2 separate regions of the Homo sapiens genome follow, and region 2 is linked to region 1. Evidence: read pairs that join two places in POLR2A ChIA-PET (ENCODE). Cell type or tissue: MCF 10A. All regions are shown on one strand. Each heading gives the region's core, and the rest is flanking DNA. Links, peaks and the distances in the headings are about the cores only.

Region 1 (8,357 bases), core at 166-8,165:
GTATTCATCCATTGAATTGAAATATTTGCTAAATGCTTTCTATATGCCTAATTCTCTTTATATTATCACATTTAATGTTCACACTATCAATATGAAGTAAATATTGTTTTTCTTATTCACCTGTGATATGCAAATGAATGCTAGGTTCTGGGGATAAGCTAGGGTGAGCAAAATGTAGACATGGCCCTTGCCTTCATCAAGCTTATAGTTTAGGGAGGACCAACTTTTAAAAATGCTAAAAATTAGATGGGGTTAATTGTTCACAGAATACAATGGGATCAAGTAGCATCATCTATCCTAATTTACCAGTAGTCAGAAGAAAAGGCTTCCTAGATAAGTGACTTTTTAGCAGGGATGAGAGGCATGAATAGGGCTGAGCCCATAAAGAATGTTCTTGGCAAATGGTCCTAGGTGGGAAATGCTGGTTATGAGTGGAGAATGTGCATTATCGCTAGAGAGAAGAATGCAAAGACTGAGGAAATAGTTTGGGAAACGTTTAATAAAGGTTGTCGTAAGCCTTGTTAAGAAGTTTGAATTTGATGCCAAAAGAAACGAAACCACTGTAGGATTTTAAGTAGCCACGTACAACAATAAGAATTTTAGTTGGAAAAAACTGCATCTGATAAGATTACAGAATTAGTGAAAAAAATGTTATAAAGCTTGAGATAGGCTGACTGGGGAGCTGTTGCCCTTACTCCAAGCCAGAAGTGACAAGTTTTTAGATTAGGCTGTGGCACTGGTGCTGGAGAAAAGTGGAAGCTATTAGAGCAGTCTTTAGAGGCATAATCAACAAGATTTGAGAACTCACTAAATGCAAGGTAAGTGAGACAGAGAAGCTGAAGATTTAGTATCTATTAGTATTTTCTTTTGGGAAAAGGGAGGACTACCAGTAGCAAGATGAGTTCAGTTTGGGATAAGAATGTCAAAGGGTAACCAAGTGCATGGTGTCAGATAAGCCAAACGAGGATGTTTTAGGGAGCCAGTGGTCTACAAGTCAACTGTTGCCAAGGGTTAAGATAAATAAGAAAAGTAAGTTGCACACATCCATTATACAATAACCAAAACTTCTGTAAGAAGAATCAGATCCGTAGTAACTTCCCTTTACTCATGCATTTTTGTAACCTCTGAAGTGAAGATTAGAGCCCAAGGTTTGTGACTCTACAGATCATGCTTTTCTCACTTACTTTTTAAAAAAATAAACTAGACTTTTTGTTGTTATTGTTAAGCCATTTTAGGTTTACAGAGAGAATGGAACAAAAAATATAGAGAATGTCCATATCTCACCCCCTACACTCCTCTCCCCCTACACCCCATTTTCCTATTTTTAACATCTTCCATTATTGTGATACATTTGTTGAAACTGATGAACCAATATTGATAAATTATTTAACTAAAACCCATAGTTTACATTAGGGTTCACTCTTTATATTGTATATTCTGTGGGTTTTGATAAATGTAATATGACATGCATTCACCATTACAATATCATAAGGAATAGTTTTAGGGTCTTAAAAATATTATCTGCTCTACCTATACATCCTTCTGTCCTTTCTTTTCCCCAACCTGGCAACCACTGACCTCTGTACTATCTCCATAATTTTGCATTTCTACAATGACATATAGTTGTAATCATGCAGTATGTAGCCTTTTCAGATTCACTTAGCAATATGCATTTGAGGTTTTGCATGTCTTTTCTTGGATTGATAGTGCATTTCTTTGCATTGCCAAATATTCCATTGTATGGATGTGGCACGGTTTATCCATTCATCTATTGAAGTATATCTTGGTTACCTCCAAGTGTTTGTAATTATAAATTAAGTTGTTTTAAGCACATACATGCATGTTTTTGTGGAGACCTACATTTTCTGTTCACTTAGGTAAATACTAAGGAGCCCAATTGCTGGATTATTTGGTTAGGGTATACTTAGTTTTGTAAGAAATTGTCAAAATGTATTCCAAATTTGATGTATCATTTTGCATTCCCTCCCAGCAATGAATGCAACTTCCTGTTGATCTGTGTCCTCTCTAGTATTTGGTGTTTTCAGCACTTTAGATTTTAGCTATTATGAAAAGTGTTTAGTGATGTCTTACTGTTTTAATTTGCAACTCTCTAATGACATGAGTTAACTATCTTTTCATTCTTCTAATCTGTATACGTTCTTTGGTCAGATGTTTGTTTTGATCTCTGGCCCAATTTTAAATAGAGTTGTTTGTTTTCTTGCTATCTACATCTTTGTGTTTCAACATGTTTAGTCCATTGGCATTTAATGTCATTATTAATATGGTTAGATATAGCTCTATCTAAATTGTTTTGTTTGTTTCCTCTAATTTTGGTTCCTCTGTTTTTCCTTTCCCACATTTTTTATTATTTGATTTTGTAAAGCACTGAATGTAATATACCTATTGGCTTTTTAGATGTGCCTTTTGAATTTTTTTTGTGAGTGCTGTAGGGATTACAATACACATTCTTACTGCTTCATAGTGAGCTTTATATCATTGTTATACCACTTGTTAAAATTATAAACTTGCATTTATTCCTTTTCTACTGTCTCTTATGTTATTGTTGTTAGATATAATAATTTATCCATAGATTAGAAACTACACTAAACAATATTATAAATTGTGCTTTATTCAGATTATATATTTTATAGAAGTTAAGAGGAAATGGATTTTTATAGTCATTAAAACATTAAACATTTGTTACTCTTGTTTTATTTCTGAAGTTCTTTCTCCCTGGTATCATTTTTCTTGAGTTTATATAGTTTTCTTAAACTTTTCTTGTAGTATGATTCCAATGGGAGTACATTTCCTTATTTTAGAATAAGGAAAGTACATTTCTTTATTTTAAAAAGTCCTTTATTTCACCTTCCTCTTTGAGGGAGTTTTTGCTAGATGTAAAGTTCTGGTTTCATAGTTTTTTTCCTTCATTCTAAACTTTAGAATTTTTTCCAGGGTTTTCTGGCTTTCAGGATTTTTGATGAGAGTCCTTGGCCATATGACTCTTTCTTTGGGTGCTGTCAAGATTTTGTCTTTATTTTTGTTTTTTAACAGTTTGAATACAATGTGGCTAGGCATGGTTATCTTTTTGTTTATATAGTTTAGATTTTGCTAATTTTCTTGAACTTATAAGTGTATGTCTTCTACAAAATTAAAAAGTTTCTAGTCATTATTTCTTAAAATCATTTTCTGCTAGTTTTTCTCATTTGTTTTCTTTTTGGGAATTCAATTATATTATGTAAGACCTTTTTACCGTGTTACACAAGTTCCTGAACTCTGTTCCCTTTTCCTTACCTTTTCTCTTTGTTTTTCAAATTGGGTAAATTCTATTGATCTATGTTCAAGTTCACTGACTCCTTTCTTCTGTCATTCCCAATCTGTTTCAAAGCCCATATAGTGAATGTGTTTCTTCATAAACTTCAGCTTTTTAATCTAAAAATACTTTATATTACTCTGCTGAAATTTTCTTTTTTTTATTACAAACATGTTTTTCATTACATTACTGATCATAGTTCTAGTAGCAGCTTTAAGTCCTTCTCTGCTAATTCTAACATCTCAGACTGTCTAGTAGCTACCATCTATTGGTTATCATTTTGTTTGTTTCCCATGCAAATAAGTCACATTTTTCTGGAAATTCATAAATTGAATAATACTGCATCGTATTTTGGATATTGTGTTATGTTGCGGAGGCTTGGATTCTCCTGTATTCTTCCAAATAATGTTAGTGCTCTCATTTTAGCAGAGGCTAAGTTGCTTAAACTCAAAATAAAGCAAACTCCATCACCATTGAGGTTGGTAGTGCTTCACAAATGTCAGCTCAGATTGTTTTTATGCTTCGCCATGGATTCTTGGTTCAGAGGTCAGCCAAAGATGTTTACACTCATTCACAGAATTTGTGGTTTCTCTTTGTTGCCTCTCCCTTTTCCTGTGTCTGGTGGCTCTGGTTGTTCCAGGCTCCATTCGCTTGTTGTTCTGGCAGGTTTTCTGTGGAGTCTTAGCCAACTTGTGCTGTTGTGGTAACCACAGCTGCCCTCAGGTCACAGCAGCAAAAACAGGGAAATTATAACATGCAAGATACTTCCTCCAAGTTTTAATTTTCCTCTAAAATCTGCCTACTTTAGTTCGTTTACTAGGGCCTTTGTATGCTTGTTCTATAGATTTTTTAATAGTTGTCATATGCAAGGACAATTTATTAGGAGCTTATTCTTTCATATTGATAGACGTCCTGGCCTCTTCTATTTCTTCTTTTATTATTAATGTTACATTTCTTGCTGGTGTCAGCAGATAAGTCTCACTTTAAATTTTTCCTAAGAAATTCATTTTTGTTCTTTATCTTTTATCCTTAATGATATTACTTCACTATTACTAAGATGATACACATAATAAGAAAAACAACTTATGTTTTTTCGATAACTGACTGCCAACCTCTATTAAAAGGTGTATGTGTGTTGTCTATTTCACCTTAGAAATCCTGTAAGATACAGAATATCTGCATTTTACTAATGAGGAAATTTAACTTGTCCAAGTCTAATTAGATACTGAGGGATAAAGCAGGATTAAAACCCCTAGAATGGCCCATTATCTTCAACACAACACTAAACATAATGAAATAAAATAAAATAAAAATTATAACTTGGCATCCTTTTACTTATATAGTGGTTTACTTTCTATTTTTTCCCTTTCCTTTAAAATTGTGTACTTCTAGTGAAAGAGAAATGACAGTAATCCTCCATTAAGTTATCTATAACCCTCAAACCTCAGATTTAAAAGCATGTAAAATTGATTAACAAGTATTCACTTGATGAATCTTAGTAGAATTATTGGGCTCATTCTGATATTTGAATATTTGCCTGTAAGGAACATATGGTACATGTAAACCATGCTGGACTACTATTCATCAACTTTCTTGTAACTTAAAGTTACTATCTTGTTTTGAGTTGCTATAACAAAATAGCATAGACTGGGTGGATTATAGACAACAGAAATGTATTGCTCACAATTCTGGAGGCTGCAAAGTCCAAAATCAAGGAGCCAGCTGACTCAATGTCTGATAAAGACTGGCTTCCTGGTTCCTAGATTGTTGTCTTCTTGCAACATCCTTACATGGCTGAAGAAGCGAGGGAGCTCTCTCTCAGGTGTCTTTTATATGGGTATTAATCCCATTCATGATGACTGCCCTCACGATGAGGCCTACCAGAGGCCTCATCTCCTACTACCTTCACAATGCAGGGTAGGATTTCAACATGTAAATTTGGGGAGGACATGATCATTCTGTCTATAGCAGTTTCCAACCATAAATAACAACTTCTTCTATCTGCATTTGGATAAACAGTCCCTCGTGTCTATCTGTATTTTGGATCTTCCTTTCCTTTCACTAATAGTGCTGTCAAATAGAACTTTCTGTGATGGTGAAAAATTTCTATACCTCCACTTTCTAATATGGTAGCCACTAGCCATGTGCAACTATGAGCACTTGAAATGTGGCTAGTGTGATTGAGTAATTACATTCTTAACTTTGTTTAAGTTTAGTTACTTCAAATTTAAATAGAATTATGTGGCTGGTGACTGTTAAATGGACAGTGCTACCCTAGAGCACCTTTGTGCTTCCTTTCCAAAAATGTATTAGCTAACTGTGTGGTTCATTTATCTAATAATCTTCCTTGATTTTTTCAATTCATTGAATTTATGGGGTGACTACTATGTAAAGGAGTTCGTGTTAAGCATGGTTTTGATTCCTTTTCTTACTTTAAGTGTCTTTTTAAAAACTTTTTTTGATGTATTTTATTATATCTAAGAGTTTTTTATGTCTTCAAACATACCACACAGGTACACACACAGACACACACACACACACATACACACAGGTCAAAATTATTTTACCTTTACTATTATATAAAAAAGTAATTTTCTAAGCATGTTATTATTATATGTACATTTTTGATTTCTCCTTGGAAATTCCTATTACAAACTATTAGTTTTGCTACATGTCTGAAAGCTTCTGACTGCAGAAATTTTCTAGGAAAATTATTTTTAAGTCTGTCTAGCTATTTTTTCTCTTAATCTTTTCTAATATTCTAAGTGCTAGTAATTAGCTATGATTGAATTAGCTATTACTACCTTCTTCTATGGAAATAATAGGTATCCTTAACAAGTCCTCAGAGTAATTTTTATGTTTAAGTTTTAACTATGGATGTGACCAAGCAAACTGATTGCTTACTTTTACTTTATATGTTATAAACATTGTAACTTATGCTATGATGTTTTTATTTTGATCACTTCAGGATCACCAAACAATTTTGAGAGCATGGGCTGTGAAAGATTTTGCTCCAAATTGTCCTTTGTATGTCCAGATATTAAAGCCTGAAAATAAATTTCACATCAAATTTGCTGGTAAGTTTTTATCTTGCATGAGATCCATTGAATTTCCTGAAACTCCTATAGTGGCTTAAGGGTTAAGTCTCTGAACTAAGTGGCAACTTAAAGTATTCAAGATTCTAAAGAACTGAAAATGATTATTAAAACTAATTTACTTGATACGAGAGGATTTATCCACTTTAATATGTGACAAGATAATACTTTTGCTTGAGTCTTAATTTTTTTATATAACTTGGTGATTTTAGTACCTTAACATAATGGATGCCTTAATAAGCCTAAATATATTAGCAGTAGTAGATTTATGCATAATATAGACACAAATTTCAAGTGCCATATCTACTCATTTATACATAGGTTTACACATAGATGGGTGATATTTGGCTATAGATAATTGTTTAATACACACATAGGCTTACCATGCAATAGACTAATACATTGAAATGTATTCAGGTATATGTAAATAGAGTTAATTTAGGGAATAGACTTTGAAAAGAATTCAAGAAAAAGATGCATGTGAACTTTTTTGAAGGTACTGCTTTAAAAATGACAGATCACATGAGATTATACTTTGAATTGCTAGAAAATTGAACAGCAAAATTGTACTTGCTTTTTTTTTCTTAAATGCTTCTGTAAAAAAAACCGCTAATGTTGATTTAAGCAGTAATTCAAGTGCACGTTTTCCCCACAATCACAAATATCCCATGTTTTACATTATATTCTATCTTAAAAGTTTAAAGCTCCAAAAGTCATTAAAATGTAATACATTTTAGCAATGTGTCAGCAAAACGTATTTCCTTCAGAAAATGTGTTTACATATCTTAAAATTCTTACCTGTTAGTGTATGATTTTGAAATGAAAAATTGTAAATACTAGGGAATTTTGATGCAATGATAAGAAAATTATGAAATGGTTGCTATTCAGTTTGCTCTAGCCTTCCCCAAATTTATGTCATCACTTTTTTTCCTAACAATGTATAGCAAACAATTTAAAGTAATAGCTTCCAACTCTGGTTGCACATTAGTATGTTTTTGGAAGAATTTCTAAAGTACTGATCATAGAGATTCTGATTTATACAGTATGATAGGTGCTAGGGCCTCTCTAAGACTATTTCTTAACTGAAATTTAAAAATAACAGTGCCTCTTTTGTAGAAGGCTTTGTGAAATTAAATGGAAAAATATATGTGAAGTACTCCATCTACAACCTGTTACGTATATCATTAGCATTCATCAAATGCCAACTTTTTATTAAAAAGACCTTTGTAACTAGGCTATCTTATTTTTATTATTATTTAAGAAAAGAAATATTTTTGAAAAATTTTAAATATATATGGTGATGACTTGCTATGACAAAATTTTTGAATGGCAGTAATGACATTAACACTAAGTAAACTCTTAAAATGATGACTTTAAATTTGAGTGCCACCACTTAAGACAGGTAGGCAGATTACTATTTTGAGCCTTATTTCCTGTCTACTAAAAGGCCATACAGATTATGTCTCTGTTTTATCAGGGTTAATAGTAAGGATTTAATAAATAATGTCTGAAACATATTAAGTGTTCTATGAATGGATATTGTATCAAGACCTTAAAACAATATGTATTTTCGAAAGACAATTTGTGATTTTGAGTGTATTTTAACTAAAATTCAGAGCAGGCTTCAGTTCTTTCTCCCTTTAGCACGCCGTTGGTATGCTTCCATCGAGAGATCAAATTTGCTGAAAAAGTCTACTGCTAAAAAAAAATACGGACTATTTGTATTAATCTATTTTCTGATTCTCATTTTGTCATTATTTTAATAATACCTTCAAAATGAATAGATTATTTACAAATTCTATCCCAACCATTTATCTCAATATTTCTCATTTTGACACCTGATGAAATTCTTTTTATTAGTGCCTACATTCTTTTATGACTGAGATTACATTTCAGAGGATCTCTTTTTACATTGTGTAAAGATGAAGGCATCCTAGTTTCATTAAAATGCC
Region 2 (8,357 bases), core at 112-8,111, 150 kb before region 1:
TTCCCTTCCTTCATTGACTTCCCTAGAGGCAGTGATGTAAAAGCATGCACTATGAACTGTGAACTGAGACAGCATAGTCTGGCACAAATTCTGCAAATATCTCAAATAATGAATCATAAATATATGAATGTGAAGTTTTTTCTGTATTTAGAAAATTTTCAGGAATGTAATCTCCCAACATTGCCTTTAAATTTTCCATGGGATCCATCTGAATTTGCTTAGCAATCTCTCTCAGAGCTTCCTGGTATCATTTTTTACCCTTCTACTGCCCCCATAGCCTTTGGTTCAGAGAATAGAAGCATCTGCCTGGTGGAAACAGAGGTTCCCATGATAATTGAGCAGAAAGGGAACAGAAGTAAGAAACAGAGCATGTGCAGTTTTCTGGTGTCTGCTGGCTGATTTATTTTAGAACCTCTGCAAGTGGTCCTGTGCTTATTTTTAAGCCATTTGTACATGGATAAAATAAAAATATTCTTTAGGTTTAACATCCTAAATGGTTTCCTGTATGTTAACATAAGAGACATAGTAAAGACTACAAGTCTAAAGCTATTTTCTTGATTGTGATAATCATTTATTATAATAGCATATACAACAGATATTACTTAAATGCAATCTAAAAATTTACATTTTTCTGACAGAGTGATCATAAAATGTGCCTTGGTTAAAATAAGAAATCTTCATTCTGTGTATTTTCTTACACATGGTGCTTGAAGCAAAACAGTTAAGAAGAATCTAGACAATCCAAATGTTTGATTTTTCAAATAAATTTGCCAGGATCTTTGGGTTTAAATTTTTTTTTCTCTCACTCATGCTGAGAAAGTGCACATACATTTTGAAATTTGGTCTATTTGAGCAATACTTTTTTATCCTTTAAACTGATAATAAGCATATGGGAGTGGGATTGAATTGGAGACAAGCTTTTGATTTCTATTGAACACTCAAAAAATGTAAGGTATCAAAAAATTTTTTTAACTATCCAGTGATGGGCTAAAGTGTATCAGAAGTTTGGTAAACTGGTATATCATTCTGATATGGGGCCAGAGAAAGGAATAGATCTTAAATCGTTTGTCAAGTACATGATGTCTGTCTTTGGGGCCTTCTCATCTCCACTTCGTTGCTACTCAGGCCTCTGTTTCTTTCTCAGCCTATTTCTGCTTAAGGCATCCGAAACTTAGAGCCCATGAGATTTCCTACTGAACTCTTTCCTTCTTGCAAAAGGTTGTGTGTTTTATAGCTTGCTGTTTAGTTTAGCCTCCATCATTATACTCAGACTCTATTCAAGAAAACTGCTTTCAGCTAGCAATAAAAAAGAAATACTCAAACATATCTGAATAAAAGACCCACATGGCTCATAAAATTTAGTGTGCATTATAAGAATCACCTTGGTTACTTGCTGAAAATGCGCTTTTGAAGGCTGGTCCCAGAGTTATTTCTTGTCCATGTTTAATAAACACTCCAACAGATTCTGATGTTGGTTGAGAAACATTGTTCTAGGTTGTCTGTATATTACTAGAATTTTGGAAGGATTTAACTTAAGTCACAAGCCGACCAGAGATGAAATGTGATACTATGTATCACAGAGATGTTTGTGAAACTATGAGTGTCACATACATGAAAAAACAAAATACATAATAACATAATACATAACACATAATAAAATTATATGTGTTTTTACTCTGTAGCTTCTTCTCACTCTCTAGTGTGGGGGGGCCTATTATCTGTAAAATAATTCTGTGTTACTTTTCCCATATGAAGTTTCCCACATCATAATTCACTTTGGAATACTTAGGGTCCATGTGTAAACAAACAAACAAACAAAACAGGGTCACAATAGAGAAAAATTGAACAAAATAAACTGCCAAAATTATACATTTTATTGAGTAACAGAAAGTTTTGGATTTACTTCTTTTTTTTATCATACTTTAAGTTTTAGGGTACATGTGCACAATGTGCAGGTTAGTTACATATGTATACATGTGCCATGCTGGTGCGCTGCACCCACTAACTCGTCATCTAGCATTAGGTATATCTCCCAATGCTATCCCTCCTCCCTCCCCCACCCCACAACAGTCCCCAGAGTGTGATGTTCCCCTTCCTGTGTCCATGTGTTCTCATTGTTCAATTCCCACCTATGAGTGAGACTATGCGGTGTTTGGTTTTTTGTTCTTGCGATAGTTTACTGAAAATGATGATTTCCAATTTCATCCATGTTCCTACAAAGGACGTGAACTCTTCATTTTTTATGGCTGCATAGTATTCCATGGTGTATATGTGCCACATTTTCTTAATCCAGTCTATCATTGTTGGACATTTGGGTTGGTTCCAAGTGTTTGCAATTGTGAATAGTGCTGCAATAAACATACGTGTGCATGTGTCTTTATAGCAGCATGATTTATAGTCCTTTGGGTATATATGCAGTAATGGGATGGCTGGGTCAAATGGTATTTCTAGTTCTAGATCCCTGAGGAATCGCCACACTGACTTCCACAATGGTTGAACTAGTTTACAGTCCCACCAACAGTGTAAAAGTGTTCCTATTTCTCCACATCCTCTCCAGCACCTGTTGTTTCCTGACTTTTTAATGATTGCCATTCTAACTGGTGTGAGATGATATCTCATTGTGGTTTTGATTTGCATTTCTCTGATGGCCAGTGATGAGCATTTTTTCATGTGTTTTTTGGCTGCATAAAAGTCTTCTTTTGAGAAGTGTCTGTTCATGTCCTTCACCCACTTTTTGATGGGGTTGTTTGTTTTTTTCTTGTAAATTTGTTTGAGTTCATTGTAGATTCTGGATTTAAGATTCACTTGTTAAATTCAAAGAGAAATTTTGTTTTATCAGAATATAGCAGGTAAAGGAATACTTTAAAGAACTATAAAAACAGATCTCCCTTTACCTACTCAGCACAGAAGTACAATACAAAGAAATGTTTTTTTTACTATTTTTATTTTTTAGTTATTATTATTTTCTTAAATTCTCCCTCACATCATCATTTTATGCTTATAATGTTCTACTTATTTAATGAGTAGCACCATAAAATTTCTTAAAATTTCTATTACTCAATATATGGCTTTAGACACTTTGAAATGCTAAATCTGTGGGCCCACTATAGACGTACCAGATCAGAATTGCATTTTAGACTATCCCTAGCTGATTTATATCTGAAATAGTTTTTTTCTGGATGTTACCATACTGGAGTTTGTTTCTAATCTATAATTTTATGAAATGATTGATTCTTACTAACAATTTTCTAAAAGAAGATGTATTGCTTTTTTTCAAATTATAAATTTTCCATTTAAAAAATAAAAAATACAGAAAAATATAAATAAGGAAACTCACTCAAAAATATTATTGATGTGATAATTTTAGACATTTCTACATTTATATGTAGATATAATGGATGGATGATGAATGGACAGATGAATGGACAGTGAAAGGGTAAGAAAGAATTTTACTGAAATGAAATCATCCCATACAAAATTTTTTAAAATGAAAGATATTATTTAAGTTGATAGAAACAAACTTAAGTGAAATTGAAAGTATTGTTGAACTTGAAGTAAATGTTTCTTTACAAGAAGAGCTATTAGATTTTACAAGTCATCTATAATGAGAACATTGTGAAATTAAATGTTTCAACTTTAGACATCCATCGTCTGTCCAGTGAAGGATGAGAAAGTAAGTGTCCACACTGCCTCACACCTCCACCTCCCAATTTTTTTTTAAATAATGGCAAGGTTTTTAATATTCACATTTGATTCCAAAATCATAATTTCAAAAGTCGTTTGAGTTTATTCCTATTTAGGGGTATAATTGTCTCACTAATAGTACTTAGCAACAGTATCTCCCACCCTGAGCATCCTGAGTTTTTAATTTTGACACACTTCTTAAATTCAAATATTTAATTACATATTTTTATTCTCTCCACAAGGAAGTGTGATGAGTACTCTTTAACTTCTTGCATGCTTATGAAAATACGTTGTCTTTTTACTAGAAGGCTAAATCCCATGGGTATATAGCTCTTTTGTTACTCTATGTTGCATAATCCTGTAGATAATTCTTGTATTTTCAGGCATTGATTTTTTTTTCCATGGAAAAATCTCAGATTACTCTAATTTACATATGCTGTCCTTGTACCTTACCAAATATTTATTACATTCTTTTTCTATGCAGTTTAGTACCTTTACCAGAATATGTGTTAGTTTTGCAATCAATGTTCCATGACGTACATTGTGCCTTAAGTTGCTGATGATTCAAGTTTTCTTGATTTCAGTCCAATTTTCTTCAATAATATCTTCAATGATTTTTTTGACTTTCTGATTTTACTTGTTCTTTTTTTAAGGGAAGTTTATTTATCTGTGTGTGTAGATTTTTTCTTGACTTCTGTTTCACCACAGTAGAATAGGTTTTGTAACAACTGGGAGATTTCATCACTCATTAGAATCTGATGCTTAGGTTTTTCCTTTTATACTACTGTTGCTTTTGAGGAATTAACACTAATCTTCTGTTTACAAGACTAAGGCATGTTCTGAGCTGTGATCTCAGGTGCCACAGGGTATAAGCAGAGGTGACTTAGAAAGCACTCAGTGTTATGGGAAGGTGTCCATCTGTTGATAATATAAATGTCAAATTGCTGGCTGCTATCACTAGGAGGCCCATATGCTGCAAAGATAAGAAGAGTAGCTAATTACACTCCATCTTTCAGAAGATATATAGTTTCCACTGTGCTAGAGACAAATGATGTAACACCAAATGTATGCGTGACAAAAGACAAAAATAGATACATTTGGCTTCTTTAAAATTGAAAACTTTTGTGCTTCAAAGTACATCATCAAGAAATTATAAAGATAATTCACAGAATAGAAGAATAATATTTAGCATGGGATGGAATAGACAAACGTTGTTGAGGATTTGAATAAGTTACAACTCTCATAAAATTGTTTGGTGCAAATATAAACTGATGAAGCTGCTTTGGAAAGTGATCTGGCAATTCTCAAAGGTTATACATAGATTTACTATATGGCCCAGAATACTATTGGTTATATACTCAAGAGAAATGGAAACATACATTCACAGAAGGCTTGTACGTTAATATTTACAGCAGTGTTACCCATAATAGCCCAAAAGTAGAAATGTGGTATATCCGTACAAAGGAATATTATTCAGTAATAAAAATAAATCAAGTATGATACAAGGTACAATATGGATGAAGTTTGAAAACATTAGGCTCAATGAGAAGAGTCAGACATAAAAAGATAATATATTGTACAATTTCATTTACATGAAATATTTAGAATAGGCTAATCTATGAAAACACAAATTATATTAATAGTTGCTGGAGCTGGGGGGGTGGGTGGGATGGAGAGCTCACTGGGCAAATGGGTGCACCATTTCTTTTGGGGTGCTGAAAATATCCTAAAATTTGCTTTGGTGATGATTGCATGACTCTGTTAATGCACTGAAACATATTGAATTATTCACTTTCAATAGGTAAATTGTATGCTATATAAATTATACGGCAAAAAATCTATTAAAGGAAAAGACCAAGTGGAGCACTGTTTGGGGACTTGCTTGCAGGTTCCTATTTGGACTTGCTTAGCAACCTCTCCAGCCTGATCCTGTTTCCTCAAGGTCATGTCTTCTGCTCAGTCTCCCCTAAACTATTGGTATGTCCCTGTGAATGCACTTTCTCTTTTTCTCTACACTGGTGATCTACTTCATGGTGGTGATGAAGAAAGGAGCTAAGCAAACAAAGGTGGTCTTATTCTTCCCTTATTCTCTTTTTAATTTTATAATTATGTTATAACTATATCCTGCTTACCTCTTATGGAAATATAAATCTGAACCTGGACAATTTTAAAATGTTGGCGGGATTAGACCTGTGGGGAAACTCTCATAATTTATAGCAATTATGAGAGGTTCCACTAGTAACTTTTAGCATGTATGAAGAAACTATAAATATATTTGAATCAAATTGAGTATTATCCAAATATTAAGCTTTTGAAAGGTCCACTGGGCTAGGATTTTTAAAAAATATTTTGCTAAGAATGAGGATTAATGTTTTTTCCCCCTTTTTTCCTGTCCAGAAAAACATTTCATAAACATTAGTTTTAAATCCAAACTTTTTATTTTTGTGAAAGCAGTCATTATTTCAAAGTTTTTCTCAACTGCTCACATCCTGAGTAAAATCACATTGCTTAGTCTCACAGGAGACATCATTTGTACTATAAAACAAATGTGATCATGTATAACAAGACATGAAAGTGCAAGCTCGTCAATGTGCCTTTGTGCTGCTCAGGGCATTCTTTTTCCAGTGAACTTTATGTCTGAAAACAAATTAGGATGAAAAGCCTGCTTAGTGAGAATATGGAATCATACCAAAGAAAGTCACCAAACCATCCAAGCATTTCTAACATCCAGCAACTCAATTTCAAATCAATTTGTTTCCAGTTTCCAAGTCTAAATTTTCCCATATTGCCCTTTCATCCTTCTAAATGCAATCCCATTTACGAGTAAAACAACTCCTGTTTTCAGAAGAGCATTATTAGAAGTTGAAGTATATATTATTATTTTAAAAATATTTATTTTTGAATAGGTAATACAGTCATGTGGTTTAAAATTTTAAGACTAGTGTAAACAAGAATAGAGTAAACATTCGTTTGTATCTCTGGCTTCTTCCAGTTTACATTTCTAAAGACCATCAATTTAGGTGGGTTTTCTTTTTCCAATATATGCCTCAAAACATATTCTATACATCTATAATTAAATATATATATTTCTTTTTACAAATGATGGTGGCTATATAGTCTGTTTTGTATATTTCTTTTTTCACTTTTCAGGAAGTCATAGAGATATGTCTACAATAGTGCATCAAGTTTTCTTGTGATTTTAAAATTTGTGATGTGATCTTTTGCATGTGAATGCCATAACTTATTGTTATAGTGACCTTTCATGGATATTTAGGTTGCTTTGGAGAGTTACTTCAGTTGTTGCTGTGCGTGAGTGATTTGTTCCTTTTTATCACTGAGTGGTATCCCATGGTGCAGATGTACTATAGTTTAACTAGTCACCCACGGAAGCAAACCTGGGCTGTTTCCAGTTTTGAGCTATTACAAAGCTGCTATGAACATTTATGTGCAGGTTTTTTGTGTAAATACACAATTATATTTCTGTGGCATAAATGCCTGAGTACGACTGCTGGATTATGTGGCAGTTCCATGTTTTAATTTAAGAAGCAGACAAACTGTTTTTTCCAGCGTGGCTGTACCACCTACATTCTAATCAACAATGTATAAGGGATCCAGGTTTTCTATATCCTCACAGCATATAGGGTTGTCATTATTTTTTATTTTGGCCATCTGATAAGTGTGTAATGTGTTTAATTTTTAAAACATGAAATATTACATACCTTATTCATTAAGGACCATCCAGAAAATTATAGAAAATTATCGTGGACATCCATTTTCCGAACACAGTATGATTCTTCAAAGATAAAAATCAGAGTTACAGATTATACTTTATGACTTTTTAATTAAGTTTGGTTTTGTCTGGACTTATTTTATTTCCCAAGATTTTCTTTTCCTCTACATCTACTTTCACAGATTTGAGAGTAATAAGATGGAAGTAACTGTGATTTATTGCTACCCACTCTGACAAAATTTATGTTTCTATTGTTATATAGCAAGAGACTTCAGATTAATAATACTTCATGAGATGTACACAAGACATTTTACTGAGATTAAACTTTAGTATTCTGATTTTAGAATCCTCACAACTGCAGTGTGTTAAAATGTTAATTCTCTAAGATATTGCTGAAAGACAGATGGGATAATTATCTTCATATCAAATTTAATTGTTTGAAAGCTACAAATTAAATCATGAGCAAAATTTCTCATGCATAAAGCTTAACTCTAGTAAATTCTGTTTAAGAATTATAGCTCAATAGCTTTCAAGACTACCACAACTATATTTTAAATTAATATTTTGCTTATACATTTGCTAAATAATTCATAATTTATAACTATATAAAATGTCTCACCATATTTATTTATGTTGCTAACACTACTCTGAACGTGTTTTATTCCTTAATGTTCCACCAGCGTTTTCTGTAGTTGACTTGTATCCTTCAGAATTCTGTATCTTGGTCATTTTCTCAGTAAGAGAGTTGACTGAATTAAATCCTCCTTTTTTATATTTCCTTCACTCTTATTTCATAACACATAGACTGACAGTTCTTCAATACTGATCATCCTTTAACAGAACCACTTGTTTCTTGTCTTCCTGAGGAGGAGCAGGTATCTTATTTATTGCCATTTTCCCATAGTCAAGTTTGGCACCTTACCCCTAATAGGCATTCAATAAA

Evidence for each region. Peaks named below come from ENCODE experiments on the same cell type or tissue, not always from the same donor. Only the 100,000 strongest peaks of a DNase experiment are listed, where the experiment ranks them.
Region 2: POLR2A ChIA-PET joins it to region 1 with 7 read pairs; 2 of 35 experiments call an interaction of 5 or more read pairs at or near these places.

What each region holds. Positions count from the first base shown.
Region 1 is chr1:196,396,593-196,404,949 of GRCh38, reverse strand. It overlaps KCNT2 (potassium sodium-activated channel subfamily T member 2), which reads left to right. Exons shown (of 28, transcript NM_198503.5): 13 at 6,279-6,387. Among named protein-coding and RNA genes, the nearest start is that of MIR4735, 180 kb to the left of the region's middle. In MCF 10A, for the core only: no CTCF peak of the experiment used is centred there; a DNase peak (open chromatin) is centred at 3,949.
Region 2 is chr1:196,542,712-196,551,068 of GRCh38, reverse strand. All of the region lies in intron 1 of KCNT2 (potassium sodium-activated channel subfamily T member 2), which reads left to right. Among named protein-coding and RNA genes, the nearest start is that of MIR4735, 36 kb to the left of the region's middle. In MCF 10A, for the core only: no CTCF peak of the experiment used is centred there; a DNase peak (open chromatin) is centred at 4,208.